Regions from separate parts of the Homo sapiens genome. Here region 2 is linked to region 1. The links are chromatin loops, found by intact Hi-C in ENCODE. Cell type or tissue: endothelial cell of umbilical vein. All regions are shown on one strand. Links, peaks and the distances in the headings refer to the core of each region. The heading gives the core; the rest is flanking DNA. Region 1 overlaps FAR2 (fatty acyl-CoA reductase 2). Region 2 overlaps FAR2 (fatty acyl-CoA reductase 2).

The links. Peaks named below come from ENCODE experiments on the same cell type or tissue, not always from the same donor. Only the 100,000 strongest peaks of a DNase experiment are listed, where the experiment ranks them.
Region 2: a loop joins it to region 1, with 4 times the contacts of the local background. A loop is called at or near these places in 5 of 110 quality-filtered maps.

The regions. Positions count from the first base shown.
Region 1 is chr12:29,154,267-29,163,132 of GRCh38, reverse strand. All of the region lies in intron 1 of FAR2 (fatty acyl-CoA reductase 2), which reads right to left. Among named protein-coding and RNA genes, the nearest start is that of FAR2, 9.4 kb to the right of the region's middle. In endothelial cell of umbilical vein, for the core only: no CTCF peak of the experiment used is centred there; a DNase peak (open chromatin) is centred at 5,482; H3K27ac peaks cover 1,379 bases.
Region 2 is chr12:29,224,858-29,233,723 of GRCh38, reverse strand. All of the region lies in intron 1 of FAR2 (fatty acyl-CoA reductase 2), which reads right to left. Among named protein-coding and RNA genes, the nearest start is that of FAR2, 80 kb to the right of the region's middle. RefSeq lists an enhancer at 4,184-4,829. In endothelial cell of umbilical vein, for the core only: no CTCF peak of the experiment used is centred there; DNase peaks (open chromatin) are centred at 4,733 and 5,103; H3K27ac peaks cover 427 bases.

The sequences.
Region 1 (8,866 bases), core at 509-8,508:
TGGGCAAACCTCAGACTTTGAGAAGGGGTTCCCAGGTCTCCCCTCACTCTGGGCTGAGTTGAATGTCCTATCTGCCAAACTCTCACAGCCTCTATTCATTATCACATTTATGTAAGTGACTACTTAGTTGTCTATTTTCTCCACTGGATTGCAAATGCCTTCAGGGCAATGACTGTGTTTTACTCTTCTTAATATTCACAGAATTTAATACAATACTTGGTACAATAATCATTGAATAAATACTCGTTGAATGAATGCGTCAAAGAATGAATGGCCACCTAGCTAATCTTTCTGCCTTCAATCTCTCCTTATTCCATGTCTTCCACCTTGATGAGAGTTGGGGGAACTAATGAGACAGTAAATGTGTGAGTATAATGAAGACAAGTGGGCCTTGTCTTCATTTGCCTTCCTTAATAATAAAAGATAAGCCTTTTGGTTATTTCTCCCCAAATGTTTGGTCAAGACCTTTCCACACTATTAATTTTTTTCACCAATAACCCTTATGTCTAGGATCCAAATTAATTTTAAATTGTATACTTTGATTTTTTAGAGTGATCTATTTCCAAGGGGATGCATTTATTTGTTTTATTTTACTTAATCTATTAGACCAGAAATTAGGTTCCTGCAAGCAGATTAAATGAGCATTTGACCTTAACACTGAACAGCCTAGGCTATTCACAGTCAAAATGGGCTGCAGAAGTCATTATAGTGAGATATGTTTTAAATGACTTGATCCTTAAATGTGTTCATTCTGAGGCATCCAGACTGCTACTGTGTGCCCGTGATTTAAAATGAAATGCAGAATTCTAATGATTAATGTAGAGTCAATTGAATATCCACATGGAAAAACATGTATTTTATTTCTCACATCACACAAAAAATTAATTTCAGATGGATAGTATAACTTTTAGTGTAAAAGGCAAAACAACACAATTTTTAGAAAAGAACATCTTGCTTCATGAGTAGGCAAAAAATACTATGAAGAACACCACTAATAAATTGAACTCTATTAAGATTAAGAATTTGTGTTCATTAAAAGATAAAAAAGAGCAAAAAGGCCAGGCATAGATTGGGAGAAGACATTGACAAAGCACATATCTAACAAAGGAATTGTATCCAGAACATATAACGTATACCCACAAATAACTATGAAAAAGATAGATAACCCAATAGACAAATGAGCAAAGACTTGGGGGACATCACAAGAGAAGATATCCAAGTGGCCAAAAAATATATAGAAAGGTGCTCAATCTTTTCACTCACCAGAGAAATACAAATAAAACTACCATGCCTCACAACTACTCTCTCACCCAAATGGTTAAAATGAAAATGACAGAAAATAAGAAGTGTTGACAAGAATGTGGAACAAGGGAAATTCTTGACTACCACTGCTGGGAGTATTACTTGAACGATCACTTTGGAAAACGCTTTGGCAGATTTATTAAAGCTCTTTGCATAAAGCAATTTCACACCTAAGTATACCCCAAAGAAATGTGTACGTATGTTTAACAAAAGACATTCTCAAGAATGCTCATAGCAGCTCTAGTCCTAAGAAACTCACAATGGAAACTACTAAAGTCTTCATCAACAGAATGCATAAAGTATGGCATATTCACAGTATGGAGTATTACACAGCAATGTGAATGAATAATCTACAAATACACACAATAATTTGAAAGATCTCACAAACATAATATTGAGTAAATAAGCCAGATGTAAAAAAAAGTATTACTATATAATTTCATTTATACAAACTCCAAAAACTGGTAAAGCTAATCTATGTTTGAACTTGGCTAATCTGTGACTTAGAAGTCAAGACAGTGGATAATCTGGGAGGCACTAGGTACTGACTGCCCAGGAGTATGAGGGGAGCTTATAGGATGCTGATAAATGTTTTTCTGCTTTTCTTTTTTAACTTGGAAGATAGAATCTGGGAGGTGTCTGTGTGTGTTAAATGCATTTGTGATATATTCACTTTTCCACACAGATGTTATACCTAAAAAATAATAAAGATCATGTGGAGAAGAAACTCTTGGTGAAGTCAGTAGTCATTACTTATGTTCACTATTAATCCATACCAAAAATATATGTACTTTTTTTTAGTACACAGAAAGTGGTTTGCAGATAGTTTCATCTCATTTTCCATTGTGATAATAAGAAGTCAAGTAATAATTTCCTGGGTGTTATGGGTTGAATTGTTTTATATGTTGAAGTCCTAAACCTCAGTACCTTAGAATGTGACCTTATTTGGAAATATGATCACTGCAAATACAATTAGTTAAGATGAGGTCATACTGGAGTGGGGGGGGGTCCCTAATCCCATATGATGGATGTCTTTATAAAAAGACAGATATACGCATAGAAAGAAGAGGATGTGAGACACAAGGAGAAGACAGCCATCTATTAGCAAAGAGAGGTCTGGAACAGATCCTTCCCTCACAGCTCTCAGAAGCCAACCCCGCTGACACCTGGATCTCAGACATCTAGCCTCCAAAACTGTGAGACAATACACTTCTTTTGGTTAAGCCGCCCAGTTTGTGGTACTTTGTTACAGCAGCCCTAGCAAATGAATACATTGGGAAGACTGAAAGGTTAAGTAACTTGCCTTTGAATACAGCCATATAGCAGGAAGTTAAGTAACTTGCCTTTTGATACGCAGCCATATAGCAGGAAGTGAAGGTGATATCAAGGGTTCTTCTGCACCGGAAACACCCACCTCCCACAGTCTACCTCAATTAGCATCTCATACACTTGGCAAGGCTACTGTAGGGAATGGAGAGCCATGGAAGGTGTTATGCAGGGGAATGACATAATCCTTTCTCTGTTTTGGAACAATGTAATGCTCATGAATCACTGAAGATGAAATATAAAATCCTATGTATCCCAAACAGCTGTACAGTCTCTGTGAGGAATCTTCAGAAGGCATCTTTCCTGAACTGACAGTGGCCAAAGTCTAGAGGACTTCAAGGAACTAAAATGGCCCACTTAATGGCTCCTAAAGCAGTCATTACCCCATGTTGTTCTGGTCATGAATTCTGTGAGAATCTGTTGAAAGCTAGAAATCCTCTCATCAGACAATGCCTGTACTCATCTAGTTCAGGAGAATAAGTAAGGACTTATAGGGCAGATGGTTGGTTTTTGATCTTGCCTCCAGAAATAAAGACAGATAGCTGAAGATAATGGGGTTTTTCCACTTATCTTAGAGGAAGTAAGCAACTAACTACTGATCCTATGCCAAGATTCAACGGTATCATTCTGGAAACTTCATAACTTCTTCACATTGGTTATTTTTGCTCTTCCCCTCTCACTTTCCCCACAAGGATTAGCACTTAAGTACTTAAAACACCAAGAGTTTGTGTCTATCTTTAGATACAGAAGGAAAGTAAAGCTAGAGGATGCAAGCTACGTCTCAGCCAGTTTGAGGAAAGAGAGGACCTGGTGACACAGTGAGTAAACGAGAGGAGAGACACACAAGCTAATAACCCCCAAGCCTTGCGGTGGTGAATCAAGAACATTGTTTTCTGGGGAAGAATTTTCATGATCTTCCCTATGGAATTTTTCATAATTCATTTCAACTCTATTTCCCATCATACCCTCTTTTTTTTTTTTTTCCGAGACAGAGTCTCACACACAGTGGCGCAATCTTGGCTCATTGTAAGCTCTGCCTCCTGGATTCACACCATTCTCCTGCCTCAGCCTCCCGAGTAGCTGGGACTACAGGCACCTGCCAACATGCCCAGCTAATTTTTTGTATTTTTCGTAGAGATGGGGTTTCACCATGTTAGCCTGGATGGTCTCGATCTCCTGACCTCATGATCCGCCCGCCTTGGCCTCCCAAAGTGCTAGGATTACAGGCATGAGCCACCGTGCCCGGCCTCCCATCTTACTCTTATTGGTGTTAAGTGCTTGGTGCTATGGGAAGTCAAGTCATTGACTGGGGCTAGTTAGAAGAGGGAAGAAGGGAAAATAAAGATATATGAGCATTGTATATTTACACATTGGGTATCATTACTGAAAAATTGCACAAACTCCAAGTTGCAACCGGCCAAATATTGCTCAAAGAGTAGGGAGTACTAAAATTTGAGGGCTGGTACTATAACTTGTTTTGCATTCTATTTGCAAAGCTAAACACCCTGCCTGGCACATAGTAGGTACTCAGTAAATAGTACAAATGAATAAATGAATGAATGGAATGGAATTGTCATGGGATTTGCAGTCATAAGATGTGGATACTAGCCTTGATGCACCCACTAACTAGATGTGTGACAAGCCACTTTACGTCTTCAGGACTGGCTTTTATTTTCTTTAAGAGAATTGAACCAAATATAGATATGGTACTTGAACATTCTACAATTTCCAGTGTGAATATACTTAGTTAAGACAAAGCTATTTGCACTCACTACTATGTACTGTAGACAAGATGGTGTGATATGTGCCAACATATAGTATGTCTAGGAGTTCAAGGAAGTCTAATTTGGGAAAAGTTTGTTCTGTCCTAAAAGAAACTGAGACCTAAATTTATCTAAGTGTCATCCTGTGATCAGCAATGCATTCAGCGGCACTTGCATAACCATTGCCTCCGGCAGGACTGCACCAAAATAGCAGAAGGAAAAGAAGGAAGAGGCAATGTCACACTTCTGCTAAGAAGAGAGTTATGGCAAGTACAAGTTGCTGAGAAAGAAGCAAACTGCTCATTTGGATGAAGGAAATTAATTCTTTGAAGCCATCAAAGATTCCTGCAGCTTTGAGAATAGTTTGGTAAGTGGATCTCAATCCCCAGAAAACTCTTTGGTAAAAGAACAAGTGCCCATCTTTTAGATCATGTGCTTAGCTTCAGGGCAGATATGTCCTGAAGGTCTTGTGTAAACAAAACACAAGTGAAATAATATTCAATTCAAAATGAGACAATAGTTACAGTGAAATAGAGAAATACAAAGTTGGTTTTTTTACTTATTATTATTTACTGACATCAAGTTGGTTTCATTAATATTTACTTAATATCTATCAGAAACAAATATTATTTTAAGTAAACAGTTTCTCTTAAGTTTTAGGCAAATTGCTCTATGATTTCACTAACTGAATACCATCCATCTTTAAGATGCTAAAACTATGTTACTTCTATCCATACAACTTTCAGTATTAAATATCCTTTATTGAAAATAATAAGCAAAAATCTTTAATACATGCACAAACACTGACTTGTTACAGTTTCTTTTACTCAGTTTATCCATTTCTTCTGGGCAGATTCTTTTGGTTTCTTGACAATACTGTGCACTGGTGAATCTAACTCTGCTGGAAGTGCTTAAGTGGTTTCAAATATGTTGGGACCAGACACATAACTTAATTGCCATCCTAATTTCCAAGGATCTTGCTTTCAAGGATACCTGGGATTTTTGCTCACTTCTGTGGAATGTGCCCTCACAATGACCTGTGATAAATAGTGCACGATTTTTAAAAAATGATCTAAAATGTGGGGTGTTTTTATAACTATTTCTCATTTCTTGGCTCAGGAAATATTATTCTTGCCTCCTATGGTCATCCTGTTATTCATCAGCAGATGCTACTGATCCAACAGCTTCCCAGCTAAGATGGAAGGATGAGTAAGTGGTTGGAGAAGCCATATTTTTGTCTTTTCTACACAAATTCACAGGGAGGAGTGTTTGCTTTCTCTTCCTCCCTTCAGGTGTGGGCTTCAATGTTTTGGGGCTGTCTCTGGAGAAGCCTGGGAAGTTAAAATGCCTTAAAAGCAAGATGTCCAAAAGCCATAGGGGATACATATTATCAACTGCAGGATGAAAAATGCTTTTGCAAACCTGCAGCAGTTAAGGATACAAAATGATCTAGGACTTCGAAATAATACAGCTAAATCAACAAGCAAATGTTATTCTTAGTGTCTGGCAATTACAGTAAGGCTTTTTTTTCATTGTTTAACCACATTGTTTAATCAATTTTCATTGTTTAATTGCATTGTTTAATCACATTGATACATATATATATATATATATATATATATATATATATATATAAAATGTTCTTTGCTTTAATACTGGTGTTGATTAAAGTGGGAAAATGTCTATTGAATGAAGATGTCACCTGAAACCAGTCCTCTTTATAAAGTTAGATATCTCACAGAAATCTTCCAATCAATATGGCTGGCAATGAGACCCATAATCCAAACTCTGTGATCACACAGCACACCCTCGTCTGAAAATATTTTATGACAGCAGTAACAGAGCCAAGCACCAGGTCTCGAAGGTCTTATTTTCTGACTCTACGTTCCATGGAAATACCTGGACTAGCTATTCCAAAATCTCCCCCTATGCTGTGGCAGCTACTTATGAAAGCCCTGGGGATCCTCACGCCAAAGATTCTGATTCAGTAGGTTTAAGGTGGGGACAGAGAAATTTGTATTTCTGTCACCCAAAATTGAGGCTGTCACCCCTAAACTACCACTATTCATATAAAAGTGTGCATTAATAATAAAAAAAGATTGGCTTCATTATTGAAATAAAAATCAGAGGCGACTACTCATAGGAAATCCAATCTGCTCAGAGGTAATAAAATAAAACAGTTAAGTTATATTAGATTTAATTTCCCCCTTACCTCTGGATGCCGTAGTTTTATTTATCTGAGTGCCTATCCTGTATATATGAGTTCAAATGTTTGAATAAAATTTACAAGTGATCACCTTTGCGACTGTCTTCTGCTCTTTACATGGGCATGTAGCGTTAGCAACACCAGCCATCAACAAAAACTGGCATTGTCACGACTCCAATGCCAAAAATAGTTTGTTTCATTTTTAAAATTAATATTATTTTAAATTTACAAGTTATAATTTCATACATTCAGAGGATACAGTAGCCATCACTTATCTTTTTTTTGGTGAGACATTTGAAATTTACTTAGTTATTTTTAAATGTACATTATCATTGACTATAGTCATTCCGCTGTGCAGTAGATCTCAAAACGAATGCCTCCTGCCTAACTGAAAATTTGAACCCTTTGACCAGTAACTTCCCCCCACCTCCCCACACCCTGCACCCCTACCACTTTTTGCCTTCAACCTCTAGTAACCACCATTCTTCTCTCTACTTTTATTTATGAGTTCAATATGTTTAGATTCCACCTAAAAATGAGATGATGCAGTATTTCTCTTTCTGTGCCTGAATGCCAATAATGTTTGAGGACCTACTAGGAAGTCAATTTAACTATTTTATTTCTATCCCCTCATAAATTAAATAAATGAAAAACAAAACAATTAAGATTACCTATGGCAGGTGAGTTTCATAGCCTTAGAGCAGGGGTCAACAAACATTTTCTGTAAAGGACCACAAGGTAAATATATTAGGATTTAAAGGTCATAATAATTGATTGGTTAGGGCACTAAAGCAGTCATAGCCAATAGGGATGACTAGACGAATGATACAAGCTGTTTTCTGATAAAACTTTATTTATAGACACTGAAGGTTAAATTTCATATACGTTAAATTTCCTATAATTTTTCCCATGTCACAGAATATTATTCTTTTGATTTTTTCTAAGTTTTAAAAATATAAGAACCATTCTTAGTTCAAAGAATAAACAAAAAGGCAGGGGCCAGATTTCAGCCTTGGGCCAAAGCTGCTGACCCCTGGGCTGGAACACAGAGCTGATGAAGCCAAGGAAGAATTCTACAGCTGTGTGAACCTGTTTCTTCCATTATGCTCTGCTGCACTGTTCTTTGGCCATAAGTTGCATTTCTGCTTCCAGCCTACCACCATGCAAATGCATGGGGATCCAGGAAGTGGATATATGAGACTCAAAAACCAATGTTCCTACAGATGCCCTATGTAGTCACACTGTATTGCCCTGCAGGGGATGGCTTACAAAGATCAGATAAGGCCCAGGCCTACCACGGGACCTAAGAGGCCCTGGGGAGTCTTCCCCATTGTTTATGCCTCAGGTCACATGTATGAAACAGAGACTTCACAAAATGTATCTTGATGAGGTCCTGCAGAACCTTGCCAAAGAAGTAGAAATGAAAAACAATTTTGCTTTTAATCAGACTGCAGATCCTGTTTCTGAATATCATCCACAGAGCAGGGTTGTTTTCATCATCAACTTAATGCCTATTAACAGAGTCAATTCCAGTCTCCCGCTTTCCACCAACTAAGTAGGATTAAAGAGATGAGAGAAGCTTATGGTTAATAGAGAACTGTAGATGTTAAAAGGTTTAATCTATTAATATAGGACAGCATTTCCCAAAGCGTGTTATGCTGAATGCTGGCTCTCTTAGATGTTCTGCTGGAAAAGCATTTCAACGTCAAGTTTAGGAAATGTAGCATAAAAGATCTCTCTTTTCTTGATTATTAACATGCATTAGGACATGCATGCTCTGAGGATTCCTGCAATAAAACTGGTTAAGTAGGGGCCCAGTGCGGTGGCTCACGCCTGTAATCCCAGCACTTTGAGGCAGGCGGATCACAAGGTCAGGAGATCGAGACCATCCTGGCTAACACGGTGAAACCCCGTCTCTACTAAAAATACAAAAATTAGCCAGGCGTGGTGGTGGGCGCCTATAGTCCCAGCTACTCAGGAGGCTGAGGCAGGAGGATGGCATGAACCTGGGAGGCGGAGCTTGCAGTGAGCTGAGATCACACCACTGCACTCCAGCCTGGGCAAGAGAGAGAGACTCTGTCTCAAAAAACAAAACAAAACAAAACAAAACAAAAAAAAAAACAAAAACAAAACCACAACTGGTTAAGTAGGTTAAATCAAGAGTTTCTCAAAGTCATATCATCAGGGAAGCTTTTCTTCCTTTACTTAACTGTTAATATCCCAAGAAAATAATAATTCATAGACTGCAGTTTAGGAAAAACTGCTATAG
Region 2 (8,866 bases), core at 322-8,321, 71 kb before region 1:
TACATTGATCTAAAAACAAAATTAATAATGAAGAATAGGCTCTTGATACAGTAAAGACTTAGAAGCATTGATTAGCAAGAAGAGAAACATGCAAATGCAATCCAGAGCCAAGTTCAAGCATTAACCTATGACACGAGGAGAGACATCTACTAATTTGGTGTAAATACAAATAAATGCATGCAGGCAAGGAAGTTGACAGATGGTACAATTTATCCCTGGGAGCTCTGGATAGATTTCTTGTATTAAGGCTACTATTTTCTTTTGAGGTAGCAATGGATGTCATGTGCTGAAAATGGTATGGAAATTGTGGGTTAGAGGGCTTGAGGAGGATAGTGAAGAGTGAAGGAGTGAGGACTGTGAAAAGATGACCAGGGCAGACAGAAGTATTAAGATTCAGAGTCTATCCAAAAATTGGAGATCATTATTGGCATCAATCTGCATGAGCATGTAATCTTCCACAGCTGTGCCTGGTGTGCATAATCAGGTGCAGAGAAGCTGGACATTGGAGTCCTTCCAAAGTTTGGATTCTGGAGGTAAAATAGGGACGGTAGCAAGAAAATGGAGTGTATGGTTTAAGAAAATGGTTTAGGAGAATGATTAAAAATTATGTCACCTGGGCCAGTTAGAAATGGTATTGAAGCCAAGAGGGGACTGATAGATTGAGAGAAAATGAACAGGGGCAAGAGACTGGAGCACTGAATAAGGTCAGAGAATAAGTATGGTGATCACAACACAGAAAGCTCTTTTCAGAAGCAGATCATTGCTTGAGAATGAGATATTGAAATTCAAGATTCCAGAGTTGAAGCAACTCTGGGTGACAAGGTCCATAGTGTGGCCAAGGGAATAATTTTCCCATGAAGAGTGGGAAGGGCACTCTGTGTGTGTGTGTGTGTGTGTGTGTGCGCGAGCGCGTATGTGTGTGTGTGTGTGTTTGTTGGGTCACCTGAATCAGTGTGGCAGGATTTGCAATGAAGAGGAAGATAGGGACTCAGGTGCCAAAACTATGAAAGACTATACAGAGAAATAACCATGATGTTGATGGATGACAGTGATGCTAAGTAGACTAATAATCAGATGGCCTGACCAAAAAAGATGGCTGGAGGTATAATGTTCAGGATGCAAGAAAATGCTGAACACCCTCTTGACAATGAAAAACAATGAACAACCTCTATTTGATATAGCTGTAGTGGGAAGTCGTGTCCTAATGGATAGTCAATTTTCAGTTAAGGTAAGGAGGTAAAAGATCTAAGGGACTTCCAAGAGCATGATGGAAAGATTAGCAGGAAGAGAAGCAATGGGGTGAATATAACATGAGGAAGGGAAGAAAATTAAAAAAGAACATGAAGATGCGAGTGGGGGAAGGACAGATGACTAAAGAAGTTTGTAATTTGGATATTGGCCAAGGGTGCAAAGGATGTGAGACAGGAAAGAACCAGGATAAAGCTGTTTCAGGGTCAACGCAGACCTCAGGAGGTGTTAGATGCTGACGATATGCACAGGCTGAGGCCTTTGCTCTAGTTTTCAAGGGGAAAGTTGGTGAGAAAATGTCTCTGAAGAAATGTTAGTCTGGGATTGCTACCAAATAGTTCAGTCTTGGGACCCTCATCTTATATTGGAAACTGCACTTGTTCTCTCCTAGGGATCAATTACACAATCCAAATTCTGTCCTTGAGAGACTCCCAACCCCTTTGAGATATGTTCTTTTTCAATTTCATAGGCCATAATATCATGCTTATCTATTCTCCAAACATTTGAAAATCTACATTGCAAAAGTTTCGGGATGTGCATCTAACTGTGCCCAGTGTTCCCACAAATACTGTCCTGTTGCAACCTCTCTTATATGACAGTGAGATTCTTGATGGTGAGGATTGTTTCTTTTTTGTTTCTGTATCCCCAGAACTTCAGGATGTCCATAGTGCATGGTAGGTGTACATTATGTTTGCCAAATGAATGAAGCATACAAATAAATATACTAGTATCTGCACGCATCATTTTCAACAGAGGGAAAAGCTGTTCCTCTTCGTATAGAAGGCTTATGCCCCCACTTACATTTGAATTCCATTCTCTCCAGTCTTCTCAGAGAGCTACATGATTAACTATCCTTTCCCTCTTGCATGTATCAATCTTCCCTTCTAAAAACTATTTTTTCTTTAAGTTTCAGAATGTCTCTCACAAATTAATGTCTCCTGCCTTGACCTTACCTCTGCATTTCAGACCATGATGGGTGCACAATTGCTTATTGACATTTCTACTTGGATTTTACATAGGCATCTTAATCTTATGACCTTTCCCCTGGTCCTATTCCAGTTTTTCCTGTCTCTATGAATGAAATCACTGCCCATCTTGTTGTACAAGCTAGAAAGCTGAGTCACCTTTGACACCTCCCTCTCTTTCACCTCCATATTGACCCACTATGGAGTCCTGGCATTTGCCTCCTGAATAGCTTCTAATCTTCTGCCTGGTCACGTCTACCACCACCACATGACCTAAGCCACCACAGTGTCTTGTCTGGACTGTTGTATTTCCTAACAAATATTCCTGCATCCACTCTTACTCCTATCAATCCCCAACTCCAAACTCGTTGCCAGACTGCAGCCAGTCCCAGTTTGGAACTCTTAATCTGATACCCCAAACTCATGGATTCCTGTTGCTTTTAGGATGAGGGCTGAAATCTCCAAAGTGCTCCCCAAGGCCAGTGTAGTCTGGCCCAAGCCTGTCTCTTCAGCACATTGGACAGCATGGTCTCCTATGCTTGCTTTGGTCAGATATTGACTTCTATAAGTTCATCAAATATGACAAACTCTACCCACCACAGTACTTGGGATATCTAAAAGGCATCTCTGACTTTACTTGACTCAAAACAATCTCCTGAACTACCCCTCACAGTCTCTTCCCTTCACCATTCTCCCTATCTCAGTGAGTAAGGCTCTATTCTATGAGTTCTTTAATCCAAAGATGTTGAGGCCACCCTTGACTCTCTTTTTCTCACACTCAATTTCCATTCCTTTGGCAAATCCCATCAGCTCTACCTTCAAAGTATATCCAACCACATCTCTGATCACATCTCACCATCTCTGCTTGTACCAAACTGGTCCAAACCATTATTGTAAATGCCTCTAAGTGTTTCTTGCTGCCCTCACCTTTGCAGCACTAACAGTCTATTTTTCATATGTCAGACCCGGTGATCCACTTCTTTGCTAAAACTCTCCAAGGGTTGCCTGGCTCACATGCAAGGCACTGGACAATGTGGCCCCATGACCTCTCTGATTGCATTTCCTATCACTGCTCCTTTTCCCTCTCCCATCACAACACATACTCAGACACAGTGCTGTCTGTTCCCAGAACATGCCCAAGGATGCTCTACTGCAGCTCTCAGCCCTCACTCCTCCCCCTACCCAGAGGCCTCCCTCACTCACAGTTGCATGATCTGCTGCCTCAGCTGAAAGGCTGATCCCTGTAATACCCACCTCACCTGCACACTCTGGACTCCTGTTTAGCTCATCCTTTCCATTTCTTCACAGCACTTAACACCACCTGATGTAGTTTACGTCATCTGTTTCTAGTCATCTGTTTATAGTTTATCTGTCATCTGTTTATTCAGATGACATCTGTGTATGTCATCTGTTTATGACATCTGTTTATTCGGTCATCTGTTTATAGTCTGTTTTTCCTTCAACTAAAACATAAGCTCTCTGTGGGCAAGGAATTTGTTTTGTTCACTGCTGTATCCTCAGCACCAGCACAGTGCCTGAAGTTGTTGAAAGGCTGCAGGAAGAATGAATGCCGTTCCCTTTATCTAGAATGTTCTCCAGCTCTTCTGTGTTTTATCAGCTCCCAGTCATCCTTCAGATGTCAGTCTAAGAGTCACTTCCACAGAGAAGCTTTCCCTGACCTTCAGTATTCTGTCTAATCTGTCATTTAAGCCCTTTCCATATACTCTTTTTTTGTGACCACTTACCACAGTTGTAATGTTATGCTTATCTGTATGATACAATTGATTATGATTATTCTCTTACTGGACTTTAAACTCCATGAGGGCAGGAGTTTTAATTCATCTATCTGCTTTTGCTCATCATGGTTTCCTCTGAAAGTAGTGCAGAGCCCAGCATTTGGTAGACAATAAAGATTCCTTGAGTAAATGAAAAAATGGAGTGAATTAATAAATAAATGAGTTAAGTAACAAATAGATTTGGTCTTTTTTTTTCTTTAGTTTCTTTTTTAAAAACAGACCTAAAGCTTACAATTCTTTGAGTTTCTGACACCTTTATTTCGCCAACCAATTTATTTTTGTTCCTCAACACCACTTAACTTTTCATTTTATTTTCTTTAAATTGAGAGATGAAGTTGTCAGCAGGTAGGTCATGAATTTAAAGCAGGAGTGCTAGAATAATGATTCCCATCTCAGTCACCTGCAGAGCTTGTTTAACAATCAGACTTCCAAGCCTCAGGCCTCAGTTTTTCGTAAGGATCTATTAAGAAAGACCAGATAACTTTCAGGAGCCTCATACCTTATCTTATGTTGTTTCTTTATCCTTAGAAGAATTAAAAGGAGACCATAACTCAGAAATATATCAATTATCAAACAACAGGTGAACTGCAAATTGAAGCTCAGCTTGCCATACTCAGCGGGGAAGACAGGCTTTAGAATACACTCTTTCTTGCATTAAAATGCTTTTAAAAACAAGCATTGTTGACCTAACTGCAAAGAATGTCAAAACTGAGTAACTACAGGAAGAACATTGCTGGGTTTCTGCACGTGAAGAAAATGAAAAACAAAAAGGCCCCCAAAACCTTAAGTCTCCGTGTTTTTCTTCTGCTCAAGATAAAGACATTTTTGGCTGGGCACGGCAACTCATGCCTGTAATCCCAGCACTTTGGGAGGGCAAGGCCAGCGGATCACTTGAGGTCAGGAGTTTGAGACCAGCCTGGCCAACATGGCAAAACCTTTTCTCTACTGAAAACACAAAAATTAGCCAGGCATGGTGGCGGGCACCTGTGGTCCCAGCTACTCAGGAGTATGAGGTGGGAGAATGGCTTGAACCCAGGAGGCAGAGACTGCAGTGAGTCGAGACTGCGCCACTGCACTGCAACCTGGCTGATAGAGCCAGACTCGACTGTAAAAACAAACAAACACAAAAAAGACTGAGTTTCACTAATATACAGAAGGTCAGTAAGGGACATCTGTACTTCAGAGATTATTAAGATCTGCCAGAATATGATGAAAGCAAATTTGAATGAATCATTACAAAAATAATCAATCTTATGACAAGTTTTCTAAATGAAGTTTTAAAAATAATAAAATACTTTAAAATAATAACTTGTTTAAAATTTAAATCTTTAAAGTGACTTTAATTCTAAGAAAGAGTGCCATTTTCCAGATGAAAAAACAGAGGTATCACCCCAATATTGTAAAATAAAAAATCCTGACTTTTTGTTGTTGTTGTTCATTTGTTTCATTTGGAAACAAAGCAACCAACATCAAAGGCTGCAATGTAGGACTATTAGAACATTTTGCTGAGGAGAAGGTAAATTGATTAGTAAAGATAATGAAGTTTGAAGAACCTACTTCTTTTTTTTTTTTTCCTTTTTTTTATTATACTCTAAGTTCTAGGGTACATGTGCACAATATGCAGGTTTGTTACATATGTATACATGTGCCATGTTGGTGTGCTGCACCCATTAACTCATCATTTACATTAGGTATATCTCCTAATGCTATCTCTCCCCACCTACCCCCACCCCACGATAGGCCCCAGTGTGTGATGTTCCCCTTCCTGTGTCCAAGTGTTCTCATTAGAACTTACTTCTTAAAAGGAGAAAAATGGAAGCCAATTTTTTTTTTTTTACCTTAGCAAAGTATACCAATGAAATGTGCAGTTTTTGGTAAGTATTTTGGTTCTAGTGTTAAGTCTAAAACAAGGAAGGCTTTAATTACCCTAAGAAACTAAATGCAACAAAAAAAATCTTAGGAGAAAAAATTTTTCCTGCAGTCAAGAGAATGCTGCTTTTACCGACATTTTCTTATCTCTTATTTCAGTATTCTTGAAAAATTGATTGATTAATAAGGCAATTCTGTCTAGGTAAAACTGCCTGGAGACAATCAGTTGTTATATTCCTGTGTACAGGGCAAAATGACAAAAAGGATAACGCAGGAAACCTTGGGGCAAGTACTGTAAATTACAGAGTATCTGGTCGATGGAGAAGCAATTATGAAAGAAAAAGGACCTACTTCTTCCTCATAACTGAAATCACCCATTCATTGTTATTGACCCTAAGAAAGATGAAAGGGAGGAACGCCTGTTGTTAGGAGTCAAAGAGATAATAAGAAACCATTGAATCAGGAATAGGGGATGAACCATTATTTATCTATATTGACAATGTTTTGCTTCAGATATGTTGATTGTAATGTTTCTATTTTCTCTCAAATTCTTTCTCACAATGTTCTAATAACTTCTTTTAAAATTGCTAGTCAAAATGCCTTAAATAAAATGTTTTACCAGCTCTCAGCATCAAAGGGGTCAAATCTGGTGACAAACACCAGAATCATAAATATAACAATTATAGGCACGTAAGGTGCCCTGCGGAAAACAGAGCATCTCCACACTCTAAGAAATCTCTCATTCCTCCCAAAGATAGAACAAATAATCCCCTTAAAAAGGGGGAAAGTGACATTTGTTTTACATTTTATTTTCTAATCCCATTATTTTTTAAAAGATCTAAGTAAAGCAAGTCTTCTAAAAGTATGATATTCCACCTTCTTCCTTCTCATTGTGTTTTATGTAATGCTCCACCAGGTTATGCTTACCATCTTACAAATGGCTCTAGGTTTTGCTCTAAAAGAATTCAGTGGTGAATTCTTTTTGTGTAATACCATTACACACACAAAAAATGTGTAACACATTGGTAAACATTGGGTAATACCAATTCTTTTCATGTAATATCATCACACAAAAAAGCATGGTTAGAGGAATTTAGAGACACACAGGCTTTAAACCAGGATGGGACTAGGACTAAAGTGATTCCAAGGTGGAATGAAAAAAGTACAAAAATTAAATATCTAAACTCTCTGATAAGATGGGCAGAAGGTTATAAAATATATGACCACCCCACAAGACTCAATCAAATGTATTAGAATTTCATTTTGGAAGTGATTCACCACCATAAAAAAAGTTTGTTTCCCATAGTTTGAAAGAAACTCTTATAATTTAAACCTTTTTTTCTCCCCAGAGCAAATCTGCATATGAATTTTTGCTGTTTAACTGCTTAGAGGTACTTTATTAACAAAGATCTTGTCCCAGGGCTTTGTGAGCCTTCACTATTAAATGAAAAGTACAAGAGTTCAAATTTGAAGACAATTCTCACATCCTATGTTATTAATAAATAAAGCAAGAACACAGCCTGGGCTATAGGTGTGAAGAAGAAAGCCTTCTAATTCTCCTTGCTCACAATTTTTTTACTCTGAGTCAAATACAATCATAAACTAAACTGTATAATAGAACCGGAATGATATCTAACTTTTCAGTGCAAATATCATCCAACAAAATAGATAAGAATCACTAACATTTATTGGGCACTTACTATGTTGCAGACAATGTCCCACACATCATGCAATTATTTTATCATATAATCTTTACAATAACTCCATGAGGTAACATATAAAAATGCTCAGGGCAGAGAGCTTAAGTAATTTGTACGAGTCTGATTGACATCTGATTGCTGGGAGAAAGAGCAAGAACTGTCACCCAGGATCTCTATCTCCAGAGCCATATAGTCTCCTTTCCTGTAAGAAACTAGTAAGATATTTCTGGCTAAGTATTCTCTAGGGTAAAGAGCATGCACTTTCACCTTCACATGTGTGTTATTTCCAAACCATAGTCCTTTGTTTGGAAATGAAGAAAGCTGCAATCATTTTTGAAATTGAAAAAAGGTGAGGCTTTGTGAAGGTGCACTAATGTGATAAACAAAGCTGTGGCAGCTCCAGTGGAGACAGAAAATCATTCTCTTCATTTACCTTCGCTGCTTGTTTATTTTGGAATTTCCAAGTAAGCATTTGCCCCATTGTCTTAGGGCAGCGGAAAGGCTAGGTTCTATATGAGTTCTGATCCTTCTTTGAGGTGTACTCTGACTAGAAATAGTATTACAGAGCTTATTCCAGAGCACCTTCATCCAATTTTCCCACTGGAAAAAAATATGCGAATTTTTTAGAGCATTATGTAATTGGTACTGTCTTGTAACTGTAAGCTTTGATCAACAACAACAACAATAATAATATAGTAATAGTAACAACAATAGCTAACACTTTTTGTGCCAGGCCTTCTGCTAGGGGCTTCACATGTATTATCCCATTTAACCTTTACAATAATCTTAAAAGGCAGACCTCATTATTACAGATAAGACAACTGAGGCTCAAAGAAGTTAAACAAATTGTCTAAACGTTCTTTATTTACAAAGTTAACTAACTGCTTTTCATATTATTTATTTATTTATTGAGACAGGGTCTCACTCTGCCACCCAGATTGGAGTACAGTGGCACCATTACAGGTCACTGGAGCCTCGACCTCCCAGGCTCAAGTGATCCTCTCACCTCAGTCTCCCAAGTAGCTAGGACTACGAGAGTGCACCACCACACCTGGCTAATTCTTTTACTTTTTGCAGAGATGGCATCTTGCTATGTTGCCAAGGCTGGTCTCAAACTTGTGGCCTCAAGTTTGGAGGCCTCAAGTGGGAGGCACCTGTCTTGGCCTCCCAAGGTGTTAGGATTACAGGTCTGAGTCACTACACTCGGCTCTAACTACTTGTGAATTCATGTTATTTTTATATGCCTTTGCCTCAAGGAAGGATACAAGGCAATTAATATTCACTTGGG